Regions from separate parts of the Homo sapiens genome. Here regions 1 and 3 are each linked to region 2. A link is an interaction called in ENCODE POLR2A ChIA-PET data of the cell type or tissue named here. Cell type or tissue: A673. All regions are shown on one strand. Each heading gives the region's core, and the rest is flanking DNA. Links, peaks and the distances in the headings are about the cores only. Region 1 has its middle 62 kb from the start of FZD7. Region 2 overlaps CDK15 (cyclin dependent kinase 15). Region 3 overlaps ALS2 (alsin Rho guanine nucleotide exchange factor ALS2).

Region 1 (6,993 bases), core at 1,055-6,054, 83 kb after region 2:
TGGTGTCCTTATAAGAAGTGGGAGAGACACCAGGGATGTGTGCACACCAGAACAGGCCGGGCAAAGACACACGGGGAAGACGGTCCTCTGTAGGCAAGGTCAGAGGCCTCAATAGAAACCGGCCCTGACAACACCTTGATCTTGGACTTTGAGCTTCCAGAACTGTGAGGGAATACATTGCTGTTGTTTCAGCCACCTAGTCTGTGATATTTTGTTCTAACAGCCTGAGCAGGTAATACAACTGCCTGTACTTTCTTTTGAGAATGGCCCAGACCTTGGTCACTGCTCCAGCAGACCCTGCCGGCTGACTGCCACCCAGGGGGAGAATGCGGAGGGATGGAAAGGGAGCCCACACTGTTCCCAACCCAGGCCCCACCCACCCTACTGTCCCGAGCCACCTTCCACCAGGACGTCTGTGGGGCACCCTGTCCCCTGGTCCCTCCCAGCTCGGTGGCAGGGTCTCCTCTGGCTTCACCTGATGGAAGGTGACTCCCAGTCTCCTTCTAGCCAACAGGACCACGGATGCATTAGGCCCCCTCAGAAGCAAGCAGTGCATGGGGATCCATGCTGAGATGAACAGTCCCCGGTGCAGAGCAGACGGTGTCAATCTCTGGAACGGAATGGGAAGAAGAGACTGCCAGCAGGGTGTCTCCAGGCACAGGGAGGCCTCTGGAAGGACAGAGGTAGGAAAGGTGACTGTGGGCCCGTGGGGTGGCTCTGAGCAGCAGCAGGCTTCAGACCCGTGCATGCGACCCTCTTTTCTGCCTCCTTGGCCACCTCAGGCTTCCTCCTTCCCCTTCCCCGAGGCATCAGCCAGAGAGGCCCTGGGACTCAGTGACCTTTAACTCAAGGCAGCCAGGCCAGGAGCCAGCGTTCTATCCCTCCTGGGATCCAACAGCAACATGGACAATCATTTCAGGACCTTTCTCTTTCACCCCTGAGACCCTGTCCCAGGCCCCTTGTATTCACTTCCTATTAGGGCAACAAATTGCCACGCATTTAGCAGCTTGAAACAGTACACATTCCTTCTCTTCCTTTTCTGTAGGCCAGAAGTCTGACATGGGTCTCACTGGGTTGAAACCGATGTGAGGGCAGAGCTGCGTTCCTTTCTGCGGGGAGGACCTGTTTCCATCGCAGTTCCAGCTGCCCACGTTCCTTGGCTGGTGGCCTCTGCCTCCATCTTCAAAGCCCGAAGTAGCAGTCTAGGCTTCTTCACATTGTGTCATCTGACTCTGACTCTCTTCCCCCCTCTTTCACTCACAATCACAGTCCCTTGTAATTGCACTGGGCTCTCGCAGGTGACTGAGGATTATCTCTTAAAGTCAGCTGACTACTAACTCTAAATCCCCCTCGCCACGTAACATGACATAGCCTCTGGGTCCGGGGATTGAGGCGCAGACATTACCGGGAGGCCACAATCCTGCTGATCACACACCTAGGTTTACATTTCTGGGCGTTCTCCCTTCCCAGGGAGAACAAGAAGAGAGAACAGTAGGAAAGTTATTCTGCCCCCTTCCTCATCCTTCTCTGCCATCCCCCACCTCACTTCCCCTTCACAATAAGCCCCATAGCTCAGCTCACCAGCGTGAAACAGCATCCACAGACTCCAGAGTACCTATCTGGACCCACGGAGCACTGTCTCCAGACACCTGTCTGTGTGCCATGTGCTGTCCAGACCCACGACTGGCCATAGGAACAGATGTCTGCTGCCGATGGCTAAGGATGTCAGGCTCTTTCCCCTGGGCCTCACAGGGAGGGCCTCACTCTGGGTGAAGAATCTCATTTCTCAACCTTTGGGATTAGGAGGGTCCAATCATCCAGAAGTGGTTTTTTTCCTGAGAGACCTAAGCCCACTGAAATTCCAGGTTGCTACTCCCAGAGGCAGGGCAGACTAGGCACACATGTCAGAACCTCTCTTTCCCAATACGGAGCCACGGGCTGTTTGGTGAGCATAGAACCACAGGAAAAAGAATTTAGGTTGTCTGGAAGGGATGTTTCCATCCATCATGGAAGCTCGATGACTCACATTTTCCCAGCATCCAAATACTCTTGTTAAGCGGCCTGTGAGTTTCCCACTGAGTGTTTTAAATAAATGCTTTATACATACACCCTCTCCCACCCCCACAGCTCCAGGATGACCCCAAATGTGCGATTTCTTCATCCTTACCCTGTCAAAACACCCTCAGTACAGCTCCCCAGAAACCACATCCCCTTATGCAAGGCACACGCTGCAGCTTCATCCATCCACAGGCATCTGAAGGAGCGACCAGCTTCCAATGAGGGGTCCGGTGGGATGAGAGAGCTGGGGGAGGCAAGTCCACCTCGTAACCTTGTCCCTAGTTAAGAACTTCTCTTGTGTGCTTCAAGATAGAACTACAGAATGAGAAAGCTGGACGTTGGAAGAGGGACCCCAACATTTATCTAGCCCAATCCCACTAATTTCCTAACTAGGAAACTGTAAAAACAGTTTTAAAAGTTAAAGGTTGTACAGAATCATTACTGTCATCATCTTCATCACCATCACCATCGCCATCACCATGATTTCATAAACCTGGATTCCACAGTCTACCGATGAGTCACTTCATTCAGGGTCTTTTCTAAGAGACTGGTTTTTCCCACCTCCCTTTATGTAGGGTCCCTATGAACTCCTTCTGGCTGCTAGAGGGTGCTCTGGTCTGAATGTTTGTGTACTCCCACCAAATTCATATGTTGAAACCCAACCCCAAGGCGATGGTATTAGGAGGTGGGGCCTTTACAAGGTGATTGGGTCATGAGGGTGGAGCCCTTAGGAATGGGATTAGTGCCCTTACAAAAGAGGCCTGAGGGCACTCGCTCGCCCTTTCCTCCATGTGAAGACTGCACAGTAAGGAGCCATCTGTGAAGCAGAGAGCCCTCACCAGACACCAAAGCTACACCTGTAGATCGGCATCATTTGATCTTGATCTTGGACTTCCCAGCTTTCAGAACTGTAAGTAATAGATTCCTGTTGTTTATAAATTACTTAGTCTAAGGTATTTTGTCATAGCAGCTCCAACAGACTAAGACAGAGGGAGAAAGGGGATGGCCTCAAGTTCAGGAGCATCTCTGTCTTCTGAGCGCTATTTCTCAGAAGGGCCCCCAGGGGTACGCTCAGGCCTCCATCTCCCCCAGTTGTGGGGCTCTGCACATGGGCTACAGGTGTGGGGACAGCCAGTCAGTTTTAACGAATCACTGATGTACATGGAGCACACTGCAGTCCAAACCCTGGTGCTTTTTAGGTGGTAACTCATTTAATCATCATACCAACACTTTGCAAGAGAGGAGCTCGAGATACAGAGAGGATAAGTCACTTGCCAAGGTCAAGGGACTGGCAAGGGGCAGAGCCAGGATGCAAATCCAGGGTCTAACCCCCATCTCCTGTCTGCATTTCTGATTGGGTGCAGAACATTCTAGGACCCAATTTTCCACCCTTTCTCCTTTTTCTCTCTCACAGCTAATCATCCCCCTTCCCCACAGGGCTGCCAGGAGGGTGATGAGTCACCTCCATGGGCACACATCCATGCTTTTGCCCACCCCACAAGCCTCCTGGTAGCTATTTCTGGAGGGAAACTATCTGAGGAGGAGAATGGGAACGGCTGTTTTCAATTCTAAACTCTGACGCAGCCAAAGCCAGCACCCAGCCCAGGGCCCTACCCTCTTGCTTTTTCCTAAGAGATGATAAAGATGGTGTTGGTGGTGATGACAGTCAGAGGGAAGCAGGAGACTGAGGTGCCAGGAACAGGGCAAGATAAACTGAGTAAGACTGCAATTTGCTAAAGCCTACACCAAAATCTTTGCCAGCCACAAAATTGCTATGCTCATTTGAGTTGGATTTCCATTCCAGCTCAAATGCTCTGTACAGCCATCCTGGGACCTTCCCAGGATCCAGGGTATGGAGCCTTAGGGGACTCTCACTCCCCCTGTGCCCACAGAGGCCCTGATGCCTGGAGCGTGGGCACCGCCTCTGGGAGGCTCCAGGGTGCCTGGAGTCTCCTGGAAGCAGAGAGAAGCTTTCAGCTGTTCCCACCCCTTGGATCAGTTTCCAGCTTGAGACAACGTGCTTGTCAAAGCCCCTTGGAATTGCCAGAGTAGGTAGAGTCTAAACATTCATGTAGTTACAGGATAATAATTACACCTTCCATGTACATAACACCTTTCTTCCCCAGAGCAGCCGGCTTCTCACATTATCTCATTAATCCTCCTGTCCCTGGGAGGCAGGGAGGACACAGCGTGACTACCCTGAGTGAGAAGGGAGAGTGAGGGAGACAGAGAGAGAAGGTACTTGCCCGGGGTCACACTCTTAGTCGCATGCTTCAGGTGTAGGCTGTGCTGGGTCCTTGGCCAGAAATCAGAAAAATCATAATGGTTGTCCTCAACTGAGTGCTTTACTCAGTTGACCCTAGGCAGTCATTAGCATAGTTTCCCTCAGTCCTGGCAATGGCCTCGTGAGGCTGGGATTATTCTGGTCTCCTTTACAGATGGGGGAACTGAGCTCAGCGAGGTGCAGCTCCTTGCCAGGGGTGTGGTAGGCAGGACGGCTGGGCTGCACGTATTCCACCCTCTGCAGCAGACCCCAACAGCCTGCTCCCGAAGCTGGTCTTCCTCCCAGAGCAACACCAGGTAACCAAAGGCAGAGCACGTTTAACAGGGAGGGTTGACCCCCTCCTCTGGCCCCTGGGAGGTCAGAGCAGTAGCTGAGCGACCAGGAGGCAGAAAAAGCGGCTCATTATGTAGTCTTATGGAATCTATAGAAAAGACCTAATTCACTGAGAGCTGCACCCCACCCCCACCCCTCCTCCAGTCCCATTCCTGTTTCCTGGCCCATCCTTTTGACACAGGGACAATTACTGCTATTCATGCCCACCCCAAGGCCACCTGCCACTGACCCATTCTCATGCACATGGAGCTAAAGATCAGGCACAAAGCAGGCCAATCTGAGGTTTTCCACCAGACCTAGGAGGGGACCCTCTGTACACCCCCCACCCCTCACCCCCACCGTCAGCATTCAGGGCAGCCAGGCGTCTGCAAATTCCAGGAGGCTGCCTGGCCTGGGAGACCCATCAAGGAACTGGCTGCTGGGGACTGCCAATGCCTGCTCGTCCACACCAAGGCCTCACATCAGTGTGGGGAGGTTCAGCCCACAAGAAACTGGTCTTTGGAATGAAGGCTGGGGTGGTGATCCTAGACAAACCCATGCTTTGGGAGCCCCAAGTCCTGACTCCCACACACAGATCCCTAGAGGTGGCTCACTGGAGCAGAGTGTTCAGTTTCTGGAAATTTTGTGAGATGGTTGATGTCACACTGGTAGCTTGAAATCAGCTACCAATTTGGGAGTAGTAATGCCATGTTAATGGCCAAAGCCACAAATCGGCTCCGCCCTCTCCCAGCCAGCTGTTAAACGTTTACCAGCACGCCACTGTCTGGGGGTCAGATACTGCACCCTTCCTAGAGCATCTGGGAAGTCCGAAAAACAATGGACAAGATCTCAGGGCAGCCAGGCCGTGAGTAAGCGGCAAACTTATTTACAGCTAACACTGTCTTCCTGATGGGTTTCTGGGAATATTCTGCCACCTTGCAGAAATGTTGCCTCTAAGCTCCTTCTTCAAAAGAGGTGTTATTTGGACCACAGAATGAATTCTTGGCATGGCGAGGTTGTGGCTGGCAGATCTTTGTGCTATCACTCACACTAGCCCAGGCACAGAAGCATACCTTCTTCACAATTCTTGCAAATTTTTGGTGAATTAAATTAAACTAAATTTTTTTTTTTTAAAAAAAAGGAAGTTTCAGGCTGGGCGCGGTGGCTCACACCTGTAATCCCAGCACTTTGGGAGGCCAAGGCAGGCAGATCATGAGGTCAGGAAATCGAGACGATCCTGGCTAACACTGTGAAACCCCGTCTCTACTAAAAATACAAAAAATTAGATAGGCGTGGTGGTGGGCGCCTGTAGCCCCAGCTACTCGGGAGGCTGAGGCAGGAGAATGGCGTAAACCCGGGAGGGCAGAGCTTGCAGTGAGCCCAGATTGCGCCACTGCACTCCAGCCTGGGTGACAGAGCAAGACTCCCCCTCAAAAAAAAAGAAGTTTCAGTTTGTTCTAGTTGAATCAACTTACAGCTGTCAGGGGCAAAGTTTGATAAAGAAAAGTTTATCCGGCTGGCTATAATTCATTGGCTGCCTTTGAATTTGGGGTAATGACAAGGCCTCTCCCTGCACAGCCCTGAGAGCCCTTCCTGTAGCTGGAGCTTCCTTTTGGCAACTGAAGAACTTCTCAGGATTCTTCTCCAAGTGACGTTAAATGGCCCAGCTGATTTTATTAAAACAATCATAATTGTTTCCTGCAGAAAACAGGAGAGTAACAGAATCTTACATAGGTTGTTTTGGAGGTGATTTCCTGCTGGAATGCCTCGTGAGTAAGCCTGGGGACAGTGACATGAACAGCTGCCTCCCTAGGACGTTTCTTTATGTTTGCGTATAATAAAGTAATTAAGAAATATGAATAAACGGCAACTACTGCCAAAACCTCCAAAATACCATCAGTTTCAACTGCTATGCCTTAGGGAGACATCTTTTTCACCCTGCTTGTTCCCAACTCTGAGCCCTTATCCATGTAGACTCCTCACACCCCCAATTCCCAAATGTCCCTGCAGCTCCCATCCCCTGTGGCTGGCGGCAGAGGCAGCGCTGGCTTTCCACAGGCTCCCTGAGGACTCCAGGCCTCTTCAACGCCTCCCTCATGCCTGCCTTTTCTCTGGACTGTACATTGGAACATCCTTATCTCTCCAACTAGGCGGGAGGAGACATAAATGTCATTCACCCCTGCAACAAATAGTTCTAGACATTGGGGTAGACAATGGAGATTCAGCAAAGAACAAGAGGAAACTGTCCCTGAGGCAGACAGATGAGTACATACATAGAAAAGTTGGGGCACGTCTGAGAGGGATCCCTACCCTCAACTTGACACACCAACGAAGACTTC
Region 2 (6,993 bases), core at 1,238-6,237:
TGCTTATCTCTGAGAATATGGAGGCAGCATAGACTCAAATTTCTTGCATGGTGGGAGAATCATGTTCCATTCATTCATTGGAGGTTTACTGAGTGTCCATGAGGTGTGATATTAAAGGATACAAAAATGAATTAGTCATAGACCCTGTCCTCAAAGAGCTTACGGTCCTTTAGGAAATAAGACAAGTATATAAACAGCTGCAGATCAAGTATACAAATAAAGTGCTCTAAGTGTTTGAAGGAGGTGAGATTAACTCCAGCTGTGGGGATCCAGGATGATTTTGTGAGTGGGCCTTGAAAGATGATGGGTCTGGATGATTGGAGAGGAAGGGCATACGGGCAAAGGAATGTCGTGTTCCTCTCAATACCATCTAAGATCATTCTGAAGTTGTCTTCTTTTTAATCATAGTGGCTCAGTCTTAACTCATATACCATTGTAGTTTTTCTTACCATCGTATGCCTTTTTGCAACAATTTAAACATTCTTTAACATGTACTAATCAAGCTTAGTTTCACTCTGAATGCTTCCACGTAATTTCAAACCTATTCTGTTTATTGGTTTTTTTGTGTATTCTATTCAAAGTTGAACCAGAATATTTTGTCATTCTATGAGGCCAGGTTTCAGGGGCTGGGGATGTTGGAAAAGAGGGAGGGAAGATTCTCAGCCATCCTCTTGACTCTGTGCTACTTCTAGGAGTTTGTAACGTAACTCAGACCAATCTGTCCACCTTTTAAATCCTCCATTAATCAGCCCTTAAGAAGCGAATTTGGAGATGTCCTCCATAACACACTTCCTCACCTTCTATGCACAAAGTTGTTCTCCATCCATTTCAATATGTTAGAGGAGATACTGGGTTGAGACGTGGTTTATGGGGTTGCATAGCATTGTGTTGCTGGGAGAAGTCTGGGAAAACCAAGTCCCTCAGCCCTACCAAGCCCTTAAGTTGGTTAAATTTGTTACGTTCATGGCTGAGTCTCCAAGTAAAGATAAATAATTCAGAAAAGAGTTATTTATAAAGGATCTTAAAGATTACTTATTCCATACCTTCATTATATAGCTGAGTCACTGATGCCCAGGGAAGAATAATCGTACCTGCCTTTTATTGGACATCTATATGCTTTATATAAATTATCAATCTATGTACTAATTGGTGAGGCTGGAATTGTTATCCTCATATTACAGATTAGACAGCTGGAAGTCAGGTAGGCTAATTGCTTGAAGTCACACAGCTAGAAAGTTGTAGAGCCAAGATTTTACTTCAAATCTGACTCCTAAAAGCTACTCCTTTCCTACTATTCATTGTTCTTGCTAAAGATCACATAGGAACTTAGCTGCAAAATCAAGATTAGAACCAAGATCTTGATGCCCAGTTCTGTGCTCCTCCCACTCTCTCATGTACTGTGTTTATTTTAAAGCTTTTCTGGGAAAGATTCCACACATCTCCAGGTAGCGTGTTTAATATCTCACAATTAAGAGGGCTCAATTTATGTTGAATAGAGATTTACACCCCAGGACCAACTTCTTCCTCAATGCCATCTTACTTTAGTTTATTTTCTTTTCTTTTCTTTTCTTGTAATAATATATGCAATCAGCCTTGGGTTTTAAGATTTTTTTTTTTTTTTGAGATGGACTTTTGCTCTTGTCGCCCAGGCTGGAGCGCAATGGCATGATCTTGGCTCACTGCAATCTCCATGTCCCAGGTTCAAGAAATTCTCCCGCCTCAGCCTCCCGAGTAGCTGGGATTACCTGCCTGTGCCACCACGCCTGGCTAATTTTTGTATTTTTAGTGAGACAGGGTTTCACCATGTTGGCCAGGCTGGTCTCAAACTCCTGACCTCAGGTGATCCACCTGCCTTGGCCTCCCAAAGTGCTGGGATTACAGGCGTGAGTCACCTTGTCTGGCCAAGATTTCTTAATCGATGGTGATAAATGTTTTTGTTTCACCTGTGACTCATTCAGTTTTATAAGAAAACATCAAGGAATCCAGTGGAAAATGAGTTGAAGGCATAAAATAGCAATTTATGCAAGAGGAAACAAAAAGAGCACAGCAACACATGGAATAAATTGACTGCTTTACTAGGGATTAAAAAAATACAAATTACCGTTAAATTAGTTGTTTTTTCCTGTAACCTAATAGCTCCCAGTGTTGATGAGATTGTGGTAAAATGATTCTCTGCTGATGGTATTGAAACTTTTGCAAAGTGTTATAGCATGCATATCGGGAGCCATAAAAATGATCATACCCTTATACCCTATACCTTTGTTCCTGGAAATTATCCAAAGAAATAATTGAATAGGGGGGAAAACCCTAAAACCTAGATTAATGAAAATGTTCATTGCAGTGTTGTCTATAATGTTTTACAATTTTTTAAATAAAAAGAAGCAATGTCACTGTTAAACACCAGAGAAACAATTGGACAAATGTTGGTATATTGACTCAACATACAGTACTATGTAACCATTTTAAATGATCATTAATAGAATTGTGTGATATTATGAAAGTTCTTATGCTGTAACATGAGCTATAAGAAACTAGAATACAAAATTGCATATTATAAAGTATCTCTGAAAATTAATATGCACATGAACAAAACTGAAAGGTAGTGTACAAAATAAAAATGCTATTCTAGTTTAGGGGGGTTGTAGGTCATTTCTTTTCCTTTCTCAGAGCTTTCTTTAAACTGGTGTTATATTGTCTTAGTTGTTTAAAAGAATAAGTTAAAACAAAATGGCACAGGCAGTCTGAGCTGTGGATTGAGAGTCAAAGGACCTGAGTTTTCTTCTTTTTTGTTTCCCAACATAATGTGTTTTGGCTGTAATAAACCTCAGTTTCTCCATCTGCATGATGGGTTAACACTAGTTTTCTTTACCCCAGGTTGACAGAATATTTATTTTTATAATGCTTCTAACTCACCGAATGCAAGGGTTCATATAAATTTGGTCCTGGGAGAATGAAGGGCAGGAGGGAAAGGAAAAAATAAATAGGCATAATTAATTTTAAAAGGAAAGATCATCTGCTTTAATCGGAAATGTATGTGTATTGTGCCCCTAGTCAGAGTTTTAAGTGCACTTCGTGTTAGTTAGCAACTTCAATTTAAAGTGCTGTGTGATCCTCTGGGCTTTGAAGATATGAATTCTCTATACATACACATGAGCTAAAATTACCGCATAATCACGAGGATGTGTGCACTTTGAATAATTGAATGCACTAAACATCTCCAGCTGATGGATTGATGATGTGGGAGAGTAGTGCAAAACCCACGTGACACGGAAGATTACAAGACATTTTGAAATGATAGCTTAATTTTCAACCTTTTTTTTTTTTTTTTTTGCTTGTGCTTTCTCTTTTAGCGATTATGGGCAAGTAAAAGAGATTTGATTATCTTGTTTCCTGTGAAAGGTTATTTAGCCCCTCAATCCCATTAAGTCACTTTCTGCACTCCAGTGCACTGAGCCTTCAGGTTATCAGCCCAGGAAGAGTAAATGGAGACACCAGGATCAGATTTCTAAAGGAAGGAAAGTTAAAGCAAAGTTTGAAAGGGGTGACAGCCAACAGCCATGAGCTTAGGAACTCAATTAGACTAAAAAGACAACTATCTCATTATCTCGTTCCGAAATGATCTAAATACATAAGAATCTAAAAGTTTTAAATAAACTTGTCCTGCCGACTGTCTAGATGACTGAATTTCCCTTCTCAAAAAATTTTTAAACACCCGCTTTCATATTTATTTATTCTAAGAGTGAAGCAGCTGCGATAATTATGCTGTCAGCCTCGGGAAGCTAATGAGGAGTCACCAGAGTGGAAGGTTTTGCATTTGTGAGATTGCTGAAGGAGAGCCGCGCTGCAGCTTTTTTCGTTTTTTATTTCCCTTTCTTTCTTTCTTCCTCCTTTTTCTTTTTCTATGAGTTGGGAAGGAGAGTCTGGCAGTCCACAGCCAAATTGGAATCCTTTTGATTAACCGGTTGCCTTCCCAGCATGTTCTGCCAGATAGTGTCTCTCTCTCTCTCCCTCCCTCCCTGCTTTTGAGGAGCTGCTGCTTTTGAGGGGCAAGGAAGCCGGAGGGAAATCCCAGCTTTTCATGCCACTGTCCCCAAGGCAAGAGGATACTTCTCCCCGAGAGAAGTTCCCCAAATGGTTTGGATTTGAGTTGATTTGAGAATAATTGGTAAAGTATACGCACTGTTTATTTTAGCCATTTAACTGTCTATGCTATGACAAGATCTAATAGAAAGTAGAATACAAAATTGCATATTATAATATCCGTGTGAAAATGTCTTATGCATATCAACAAATGGTATGATGGCTCCCCTTTCCAGCCTATTTGGAATATGCGATTCCAAATACAAGACAACGAGACCCCAGATTACCCACAGCATTTAAGGGCAGAAGTTTAGGCCAGGCGAGGCAGAGCTGGCAAGTTTATTTCTTCCCTTTGGGTGTGAGCAGCTTCCAGCAAACAGTATTATTTAAGGCATTTTATGCTTTTGGTGCAGTAATAACAGAAGGCTCTCTTTTTGTTAAATTGTGAGATATTTTGAGCACCCCAGATTTATGCAAATTGTGAACCTGGGAAAAGCAATGCCCAAGTGGAAAGGGGCCCTGAGTAAATTTTGCGGATGTGCTTTGGTGACAATGTGGCTGCTGCCTCTTGCTATTTTTCTCAGATATCTGTGCTAATACTTGTAACAATGGCTACCATTTATTAAAAACATATTGTGTATCATAAACTAACACAAGGTGTTTTGCATATATTATCTTCTTTAAACTTACAGCAATCTGCCAGGAAGTTTTATTTTCCGTACTTTTCAGATAAGCCCCTTGCAATGTCAACTTTTGGAGGAACTGGCTTGTAGCTTTAGTGTAGTGAGCATTCAGGAGTAGCAAGCACTTAACAAACACAGGCACTTGGGAAAATGCGAACTGCCAGTATTCTGAGCTAACCAAATACCTGATTTGGACATCAAAGGTAGTATATATATTTTCAAATAGTTTTTTTTTTCTCAATTTGCAAAAGTTGCACCTTAGAGTCTATATAAATAGATTGCCAGCCAGGCCCCGAGGCTCATGCCTATGATCCCAGCACTTTGGGAGGCTGAGGCAGGTGGATCACCTGAGGTCAGGAGTTCAAGACCAGCCTGGCCAACGTGGTGAAACCTTGTCTCCATTAAAAATACAAAAATTAGCCAGATGTGGTGATGCTTGCCTGTAGTCCCAGCTACTGCGAGGCTGAGGCAGGAGAATCACTTGAACCCAGGAAGTGGAGGCTGCAGTGAGCCGAGATCACCCCACTGCACTCCAGCCTGGGCCACAGAGTGAGACTCAGTCTCAAAAAAAGAAAAAAAAAAAAAAAAAAGATTGCCTAATGTATCTAACAAAATTGGAAACTTCCTAAAACATATCTAGCCCAACGTGATGCTCATTGCCTATCACTCTCGAACATCACCCTCTAACTAACGTCCGGACTCCTTGACATGATATTAGTTCCCTTCACCATCTGGTTCCAACTATTTTTCCAACTTTATCTCCCAGTCTGTCTTGTTCTAACCATGCAAGATGACTTGCAGTTCCCTCAAACACTTTTCTTCCTTCATATCTTTGCTCATGCTGATCCCTCAACCGGGAATATCCTCCTTGGCAGTCCTTCACTATTGAGGGCATAGTAATCCTTCAAGTCTCAAAGGGCACCTTGTCTATGCTCTGTTTGTGCTCCATAGACTTGGAGGGAGAGGTTATCATAATCCTTTGTTTGTGCCTCACTTTTGGTCCTTCTTTGTATGTGTATGTGTGTGTATTCCTATTTTTATCATCTTCAACAAGTAGCATACTGCCTTGCACAAGTGTTCACTTGGTAAATATGCATTAAATTGAATTAAATAGAAGGCACTTGCCAACTATTGGATTCAGTAAAGTGAGTCATCTATGAGTCAGTATGAATTATTAGTAAATAAGTCTGGCTCATGTTTTGACATTTCTTCAGGTGGCAAATATTACAACAGACAAAAATATACCACAGAAGATCCCAGGAAATAACATATTGGTGCTTCTCTCTTTTCATTCCTACAGAGGAGTCTTTGTTTACAGTTTCAGGAGTGAGGCTAAAGCCAGAAATGTGTGACCTTTTGGCCTCCTACCAGAAAGGTCACCACCCAGCCCAGTTTAGCAAATGCTGGTGAAAAGAAAGGGCGAGATCACCAAGGTTCTTCCAGGTAAGTGGTTGCAACAGTGAGGTTCCTTATGGAACAAATTGAAAAGCAATTGGTGCCGGGTGGAGAGGACATTGCTCAGGGATTCAGAGCACCTCTGTGCTGTTTCTAGTTCTTCTTCGCCAGCTCTAGGACAGGTGGCCTTGCCTCTTCAGGCCTCCATTGCCTGGGCTGGGCAAAGAGAATAATTACATGCATTGCCTTTCTCTTCCACTCCCGGAGCAGGGATAAAGCTCCTAAGACAGAACTTCTATGCTTCCTCATCGGTGTGAGATCTTCAGCTGACACAGGTGGGACGAAGGGAGGCAGAGGTTGCAGTGAGCCAAGATCGCACCACTGCACTCCTGGTGCGTCAGCCTCCCAAGTGCTGGGATTATAGGCGTGAGGCACAGTGCCCAGCTGGAAATCTATTTGTATAGACTCTAAGGTGCAACTTTTGCAAATTGAAAACAACTGTTTTCCGTTAACTAGGGAATTCTCACTGTCAACTGACAGGGCAAAATTTTGTCCTGGTAAGGGTAACAAACAAAGTTTTCCCCAAAACAAAGGGGTTTCCGGGATGTAGGATGCTCAGTACTAGAATTGGTGCAGTCCTGGGTAAACCAGGATGGTTGGTCACCTTTGTGGCACAAATTACCTTCCAGGGTAATCTTGAGGAGGAAGGGGTGCTGTGAAGGATTTTCCCAAACCCACCATACCCTTAAATGAGTACTGCTAGCAGGCACAGGAAGCCAGGTGGGACAACTCCAAAAGTCACCGTAGTATAGACAACCCTATAGATGTCTCAAGA
Region 3 (6,993 bases), core at 1,129-6,128, 120 kb before region 2:
GGGCAGCAGGAGGGCCCAGAGGCCCCAGAGACCCTGGGATGGGGAACCACAGTGACTTCCATGGAGGCTTGGGCAGTGGCATCTGGGGCCAGGGTCGGGGCCACAGAGCTCAAGGAGGCAAGGCTGAGGATAAGGAGTGGACACCCATGACCAAGCTGAGCTGCCTGGTCAAAGACACGAAGATGAAGTCCTGCTGAAAACCTATCACTTCTCCCTGCCCATCAAGGAGTCTGAGATCATTGACTTTTTCCTGGGGACCTCTCTCAAGGATGAGGTTTTGAAGATTGTGCCAGTGCAGAAGCAGACGCGCACTGGCCAGCACACCAGATTCCAGGTGTTTGTTGCCACTGGGGACTACAATGGCCACTTGCTCCAAGGAGGTGGCCACTGCCATCCAAGGGACTATCATCCTGGCCAAGCTCTCCAATGTCCCCGTGCACAGAGGCTACTGGGGGAACAAGATCAGCAAGCACCACGCAGTCCCTTGCAAGGTGACAGACTGCTGTGGCTTTGTGCTGGTGCGCCTCATCCCTGCACCCAGAGGCACTGGCATTCTCTTAGCCCTAGTGCCCAAGAAGCTGCTGATGATGGCCAGTATCGATGACTGCTACTCCTCAGCCAGGGGCTGCACTGCCACCCTGGCCAACTTCACCAAGGCCACCTATGATGCCATCTCCAAGACCTACAGCTAACTGGCCCCCAACCTCTGGAAGGAGACTGTATTCACCAAGTCTCCGTATCAGGAATTCACTGGCCACCTCGTCAAGACCCACACCAGAGTCTCCAGACAGAGGACCCAGGCTCTAGCTGTGGCTACAACATAGGGTTTTTATACAAGAAAAATAAAGTGAAGTAAGCCTAAAAAATGTTAAAAATAAAAAGCAAATCATCACAACAGAACAAAGCAAAAAAGCAAATGAACCTGTCAGAATAACTGGCTAGCTTTAGAATTAATGAAAGGCACCAGTGAGTTGGGTATATAAATAACTCATGTATGTCCAGCTATGCTACCAAGTCTTAATTTTACTGTAGTATTGTGGGAGCTTGGGAGCAGGTACACATAAGCTATGCTGGCTAAAAATTCAATGAAACAAAGACTTGGCTACGGGTTTTAAAAAATACTGAGCCAAGCCCACTATCCTTTCTTTTCCATATGACCAGAGATTTATGATTTTTTTTAATTAATGAAGAAATAAGCACTGTTTTTTTTCTCATAAGGCAGCAATTGAGTTGATGATGAAAACATGCAAACTTTATCTTTGACCTATTATACATGGCAGATACATGTATACACTCAAGTTAACTCATCACATCATCTATATAAGTAAGGACTCAATAGTGGCTACAGGGAAGATATGTGCATTTATTAGGAAATGTATAGTCTGGTTCAAGAATACTGACATGAGAAAATAAGCTCACTGGTTAAGCTCTTTTAAACTTTGTTTCCTAATACAACAGTATACTTGAAAAAGCTCACCAAGTCTTTCAATTAACATTATTCCACTAGAAAGAGCAATACTGCAAAGAAATGGATATTTAGATCCCTCTCCTTAAAAAACAAAAACAAAAACTGGAGCATATAAAAAATAGTGAAACAGGCTGGGTGCAGTGGCTCACGCCTGTAATCCCAGCACTTTGGGAGGCAGAGGCAGGCGAATCACTAGGTCAGGAGTTTGAGACCAGCCTGGCCAATATGGTGAAACCCTGTCTCTACTAAAAATACAAAAAAAAAAGAGCCAGGAGTGCTGGCACTGGCCTGTAGTCCCAGCTACTCGGGAGGCTGAGGCAGAAGAATTGCTTAAACCCAGGAGGTGGAGGTTGCAGTGAGCTGAGATCGTGCCACCACACTCCAGCCAGGGCAACAGAGCGAGACTCCGTCTCAAAATAAATAAATAAATAAATAAATAAATAAATAAATAAATAAATAAATAAAAGTGAATCAATGAGGTATCTTCATTGAATTATGAGCTAATGGTCATATTTAATAGAGATGAAGAACCTTGAAAATTTCTAGCACTCAACCATTTCCTCAGCTGGAAAAGATAGCACTGGAGGTCCGTATGCAATTTCAAACATACACTTGTGTTAGACGACGTTTTCTTTTGGTAACTGTGACACTTAATACCAGGACACTGCTTAAACATGAATAACGATAGGCTATTTAAATATTTTTGAAAAGTTTTCCTTCAGTTGTCCTAGCCTTGAAGGTATGATTCTAAAGATACCATGTTTATAGTCGAATAACTTTTTTTTTTTTTTGAGACAGGATCTTACTTTGTCAGCTAGGCTAGAGTGCAGTGGCATAATCACAGCTCACTGCACGCAGCTTTGGTCTCCCAGACTCAAGCTATCCTCCTGCCTCAGCCTCTGAAGTAGCTGGGACTACAGGCGCAGGCCTCCATGCCTGGCTAATTTTTAAAATATTTCTTGTAGAAACATGGTCTCCCTATGTTGCCCAGGAAACATGGTCTCCTTATGTTGCCCAGGCTGATCTTGAACCCCTAGGCTCAAGGGATCCTTCTGCCTTGGCCTCCCAAAGTGCTGGGATTACAGGCATAGGCAATTGTGCCCAGCCAGTTTCATTAGCTTAATGAAAATATTCCAAATATCTTATTGAAAACAACAACAGAATTCCACTTATATTTGCTTGAGAACTATATATTTTAAATCTCATAGGACAGGTATTGAATATAGTTCACACTTTTAAAGTAAGATTGTTTTTAAAGTCCTGAAGAATAATATTATAATAAAACTGATATAAGACAAACTAGAAAGAAATCCATGTTTATCCCATACAACCACCAGGACCAGATTTAATCCTTGTTTCCTAGAATTTGTCTTCCTTTAGTTCCTAGAAAGAAAATACCAAAGCATTATTTAATACCTTAATAAATACTTACAGAGCAGAAATTTATAAATTAGTGAAGTAGATGGCAATTGGTGCCCAAGTCAAATTTGTCATGATTGAGTTGATAAAGTGCCATTAAGATTAAAGGTACCTCTATAAATTACAGCACACGTTTCGGTAATAGACTCATAGATTTTATAATATGCATTGTGAATTGCTATTCATGCCTGAAAAAAAAAATTATATTGAGAAAGTTCAGCCAAGTGGCTTTAAAAGCAGGCTTTGAAATCAGACTGAGTTCCAGTCCTGACTCTGACACTTCAATAGCTGTGTGTGCTTGGGAAAATTTAATCTCCCTGACTTTCAGTTTCCTTGTCTGTGAATAATAATAGAAGCTACCTCATAAGGTAGCAGTGCAGATTCAGTGAGATAACACATGGAACTTGTTATCTCACTAACTTGTTATCTACTAACACATGGGGCTTAGTATAGTGTCTGGCATACAACTGCTTAACAAACATTAGCTATTATTAGCATTAGTATTCTGATAGACTTAATGAACAAAAGTTATAGCAAGAGTCTCTGAATAGGTAACCTTTTAAAAAGTTAATTTTTCATGTATTTATTACCATAAAATTTTAAAACTATAACTCTCCCTTTTATTCTAGTTAATAGTATATTTTAAATTTAAGAACTAATCTGATTCCTGATAAGGGAGTAAGAATATATCTTGAAAACAGAAATAGTTCATTAAGAACCCCTAGGCTGGGCGTGGTGGCTCATCCCTGTAATCCCAGAACTTTGGGAGGTCGAGGCGGGTGGATCACCTGAGGTCAGGAGTTCAAGACCAGCCTGGCCAACATGGTGAAACCCCATCTCTACTAAAAATACCAAAAAAATTAGCTGGGCATGGTGGTGAGCACCTGTAATCCCAGCTACTCGGGAGGCTGAGGCAGGAAAATTGCTTGAACCTGGGAGGCAGAGGTTGTGGTGAGCTGAGATTGCACCATTGCATTCCAGCCTGGGCGACAAGAGCAAAACTCAGTTTCAAAAAAAATAAAATAAAAAAAAGCAAAGACTTGGAACCAACCTACATGTCCAACAAGGATAGACTGGATTAAGAAAATGTGGCACATATACACCATGGAATACTATGCAGCCATAAAAAATGATGAGTTCATGTCCTTTGTAGGGACATGGATGAAACTGGAAACCATCGTTCTCAGCAAACTATCGCAAGGAGAAAAAAACAAACACCGCATGTTCTCACTCATAGGTGGGAATTGAAAAACGAGAACACATGGACACAGTAAGGGGAACATCACACACTGGGGCCTGTTGTGGGGTGGAGGGAGCGGGGAGGGATAGCATTAGGAGATATACCTAATGCTAAATGATGAGTTAATGGGTGCAGCATACCAACATGGCACATGTATACATAAGTAACAAACCTACACGTTGTGCACATGTACCCTAAAACTTAAAGCATAATAATAATAAAATTTAAAAAAAAAAGAAAGAAAAAGAAAAAGAACCCCTAGTATCCAATGACTCCCATACCTGACCTTCCACACTCAGGCATTTGTTAGCATTGCAGTTCGTATTTGTTACGCCATTCTTTTCATTACCTTCAGTCAGAAGAACTCCATGTTTCACTCCGAGGGCTGCCTGCAAAACAGTCTTTCCTCCCCAGCCTGGCAATCTCTCTGGTGTTATGGGAAAGGATCCTGCCTGCCAGATATGGACCAGGCCTCTTTCCTTGGATCCTTCTGCCTCTGTTGAGCTAAAACATCAAGAAACATAGCTTAATTGTTTCTACAATTCAGAACAGTATCCTTTGTTCTTAATACTTTTCATGATTGTACCTTTTACCAGCACATGGATGACTAGGTCAGATAGCTGAATTAGCACCTATTTTATGCTTTGGTTATGCTCACAGAAGCCAAGGTAAAACAACTATTTATATAAAAGACTGAAGGATGTGGGGCGTGGTGGCTCACACCTGTAATCCCAGCCCTTTGGGAGGCCGAGGCAGGCAGATCACAAGGTAGGAGCTCGAGACCAGCCTGGCTAATACGGTGAAACCCTGTTTCTACTAAAAATACAAAAAAAAAAAAATCAGCCGGGCATGGTGGCGTGAACCTGTAGTCCCAGCTACTCAGGAGGCTGAGGCAGGAGAAGCGCTTGAACCCGGGAGGCGGAGGTTGCAGTGAGCCAAGATCTTGCCACTGCACTCCAGCCTGGGCGACAGAGCAAGACTCTGTCTAAAAAAAAAAAAAAAAAAAAGACTGAAGGACACTCTAAACCCACAAATTACTTTTCTCCATCTAAGAAGCAAACAAAACTTGGGCTATTTTTAGAAGTTTTAGCATTTGGTAGCATAAAATTCCAAGATTCTAACTTCTCAATATATTCACTCCTTGTTGAGATATCAAAGCTACAACATGCCCAAGTTGAAGTCTTATCATAAAATTTTATAGTAAGTAAAAAGTACTTGATGAGAACAATATGAGAAACAGGAATTCATATTTCACTTTATGTTGAGTTTAAGTGTAGAACTGCTATTTAAATTTTTAGGAATCAAGTTTATAATAGATATCAGTAAAATCCTTAATGCTTTGCTCAAGTTCTAGCTAAAGAATTCTACACATCTGATGATTTCGGTTTAAAGAATACAAAACACATAGCTGCACAGTAATGACCATATCCTAACTGCCTTCTTCTAAGAAAAGGGCACATTAAGATATGTGCCACCATTGGTAATACATTTTTTCATTTTCTTTTTTCTAGAACGCTGATGCCAAAATTTTAATGAGGCACAGAAACTCTTTTGAATAGCTAAGCATTTATCTATATTTGCTAAATAATATTCCCTTAAATTATAACTGGACATAACCATGGTTCTATAGGAGGAACAGTATACATTTAACCTTCCTTTTAAATATCTTCCATAACTAGTTCTTTAAGGATGGAAGATGATTAAGATTAGCAAGGCTACTTCTGAAAACCTGAAATTATTTGTGAGGGAAAAATGGCTACAAGCACTTTAAAATGATGAAATGAAGACATTTAGTGCTTCTTACAAAGCTTACAACTAACAAGCCTTTTTAAAATTTTATCTTTACCAACGAACTAACTACAAATGTCACTATTCCCACTTAACAACCATCAACAAGAAAATTAAACTGAAGAGAAGCTACACATATGTGAAGCTGTTTGCTATGTTTTCCTAGGAGGATAAGAGAAAAGGAAGAAATGATTTTACCTTCTCTTCTTTGAGTCCATCGGTCAGTGGGAACACTCCATCACCAAATCATTCCTTCTTTACAGAAAGTCTATCAAGACCTAAACAGTACAAGTAAGGAAAAGAGCAGTAAAAGAATATTTTACCCCTCAGACATTAAAAAAAAAAAAAGCAGCCCTCTAACAAGTGCACATTCACTAGGAAATAAATATGCAGTAAAACTATTTAAACTATTTCATATCTTGCCTGCCAAAGTCAAACATAGGCTGAGCCTGCCCACTAAGCTTATAAAAATGCCCATTGACTGTCAAATGTAATGTCAAAGGAAGAAAAGACTACCCACAATTAAGCTGTACTCTTCCAGGCAATAGATTTTGTTTTTTATTATAAAGAAAAAAGTTCAATCTGAAAAATCAATGTGTTAAGTACAAAAAGTACACACACATTAAGGGTACTTTTTAAACGCTCTGTCTGGAATGCATGAAGACTTAAATACCAATTAACTCAGATTTTCTAAAATCTCTTCAGTAATGTATCTGATTCAAGTAGTTTTAATTTATACTTTTCAGTAATGCACAAAAATTATGTCATTAAAATAGGAAGTTTTCCACTTATTGGAAGAAGGAACATTTTCCCCAAATCACCTTCGATTCAGACCAACATGCCTCATAACCCAAACGGTTGAAAGAAAGAAGTCTGAATTTTAAATCAGCTGTTTTAAAATCCACCTTTAATAGAAAATAGCTGTATGAAAATTATAGTTACAAATATCATGGCCCATCAGTTTAGAAACTCAGTATTTAATAAAATAAGAGATAGAAAAATAAACAGAAATGCTGAGTGCATTTCAACTCAGAAATCCACATTTGTAAGGGTACCAAAACACAAGAAAACAAAAGCA

What was found. Peaks named below come from ENCODE experiments on the same cell type or tissue, not always from the same donor. Only the 100,000 strongest peaks of a DNase experiment are listed, where the experiment ranks them.
Region 1: POLR2A ChIA-PET joins it to region 2 with 9 read pairs; 7 of 35 experiments call an interaction of 5 or more read pairs at or near these places.
Region 3: POLR2A ChIA-PET joins it to region 2 with 5 read pairs; 2 of 35 experiments call an interaction of 5 or more read pairs at or near these places.

What each region holds. Positions count from the first base shown.
Region 1 is chr2:201,968,111-201,975,103 of GRCh38, forward strand. No RefSeq gene overlaps it. Among named protein-coding and RNA genes, the nearest start is that of FZD7, 62 kb to the right of the region's middle. RefSeq lists a silencer at 2,191-2,389 and an enhancer at 5,600-6,504. In A673, for the core only: no CTCF peak of the experiment used is centred there; a DNase peak (open chromatin) is centred at 3,551.
Region 2 is chr2:201,884,722-201,891,714 of GRCh38, forward strand. It overlaps CDK15 (cyclin dependent kinase 15), which reads left to right. Exons shown (of 14, transcript NM_001366386.2): 13 at 6,064-6,206. The coding sequence ends at 6,173. Among named protein-coding and RNA genes, the nearest start is that of CDK15, 82 kb to the left of the region's middle. In A673, for the core only: no CTCF peak of the experiment used is centred there; DNase peaks (open chromatin) are centred at 2,090 and 3,330; H3K4me3 peaks cover 1,080 bases.
Region 3 is chr2:201,762,753-201,769,745 of GRCh38, forward strand. It overlaps ALS2 (alsin Rho guanine nucleotide exchange factor ALS2), which reads right to left. Exons shown (of 34, transcript NM_020919.4): 2 at 6,114-6,193; 3 at 4,477-4,631. The coding sequence starts at 6,133. It also overlaps the pseudogene RPS2P16. Among named protein-coding and RNA genes, the nearest start is that of ALS2, 15 kb to the right of the region's middle. In A673, for the core only: no CTCF peak of the experiment used is centred there; no DNase peak of the experiment used is centred there.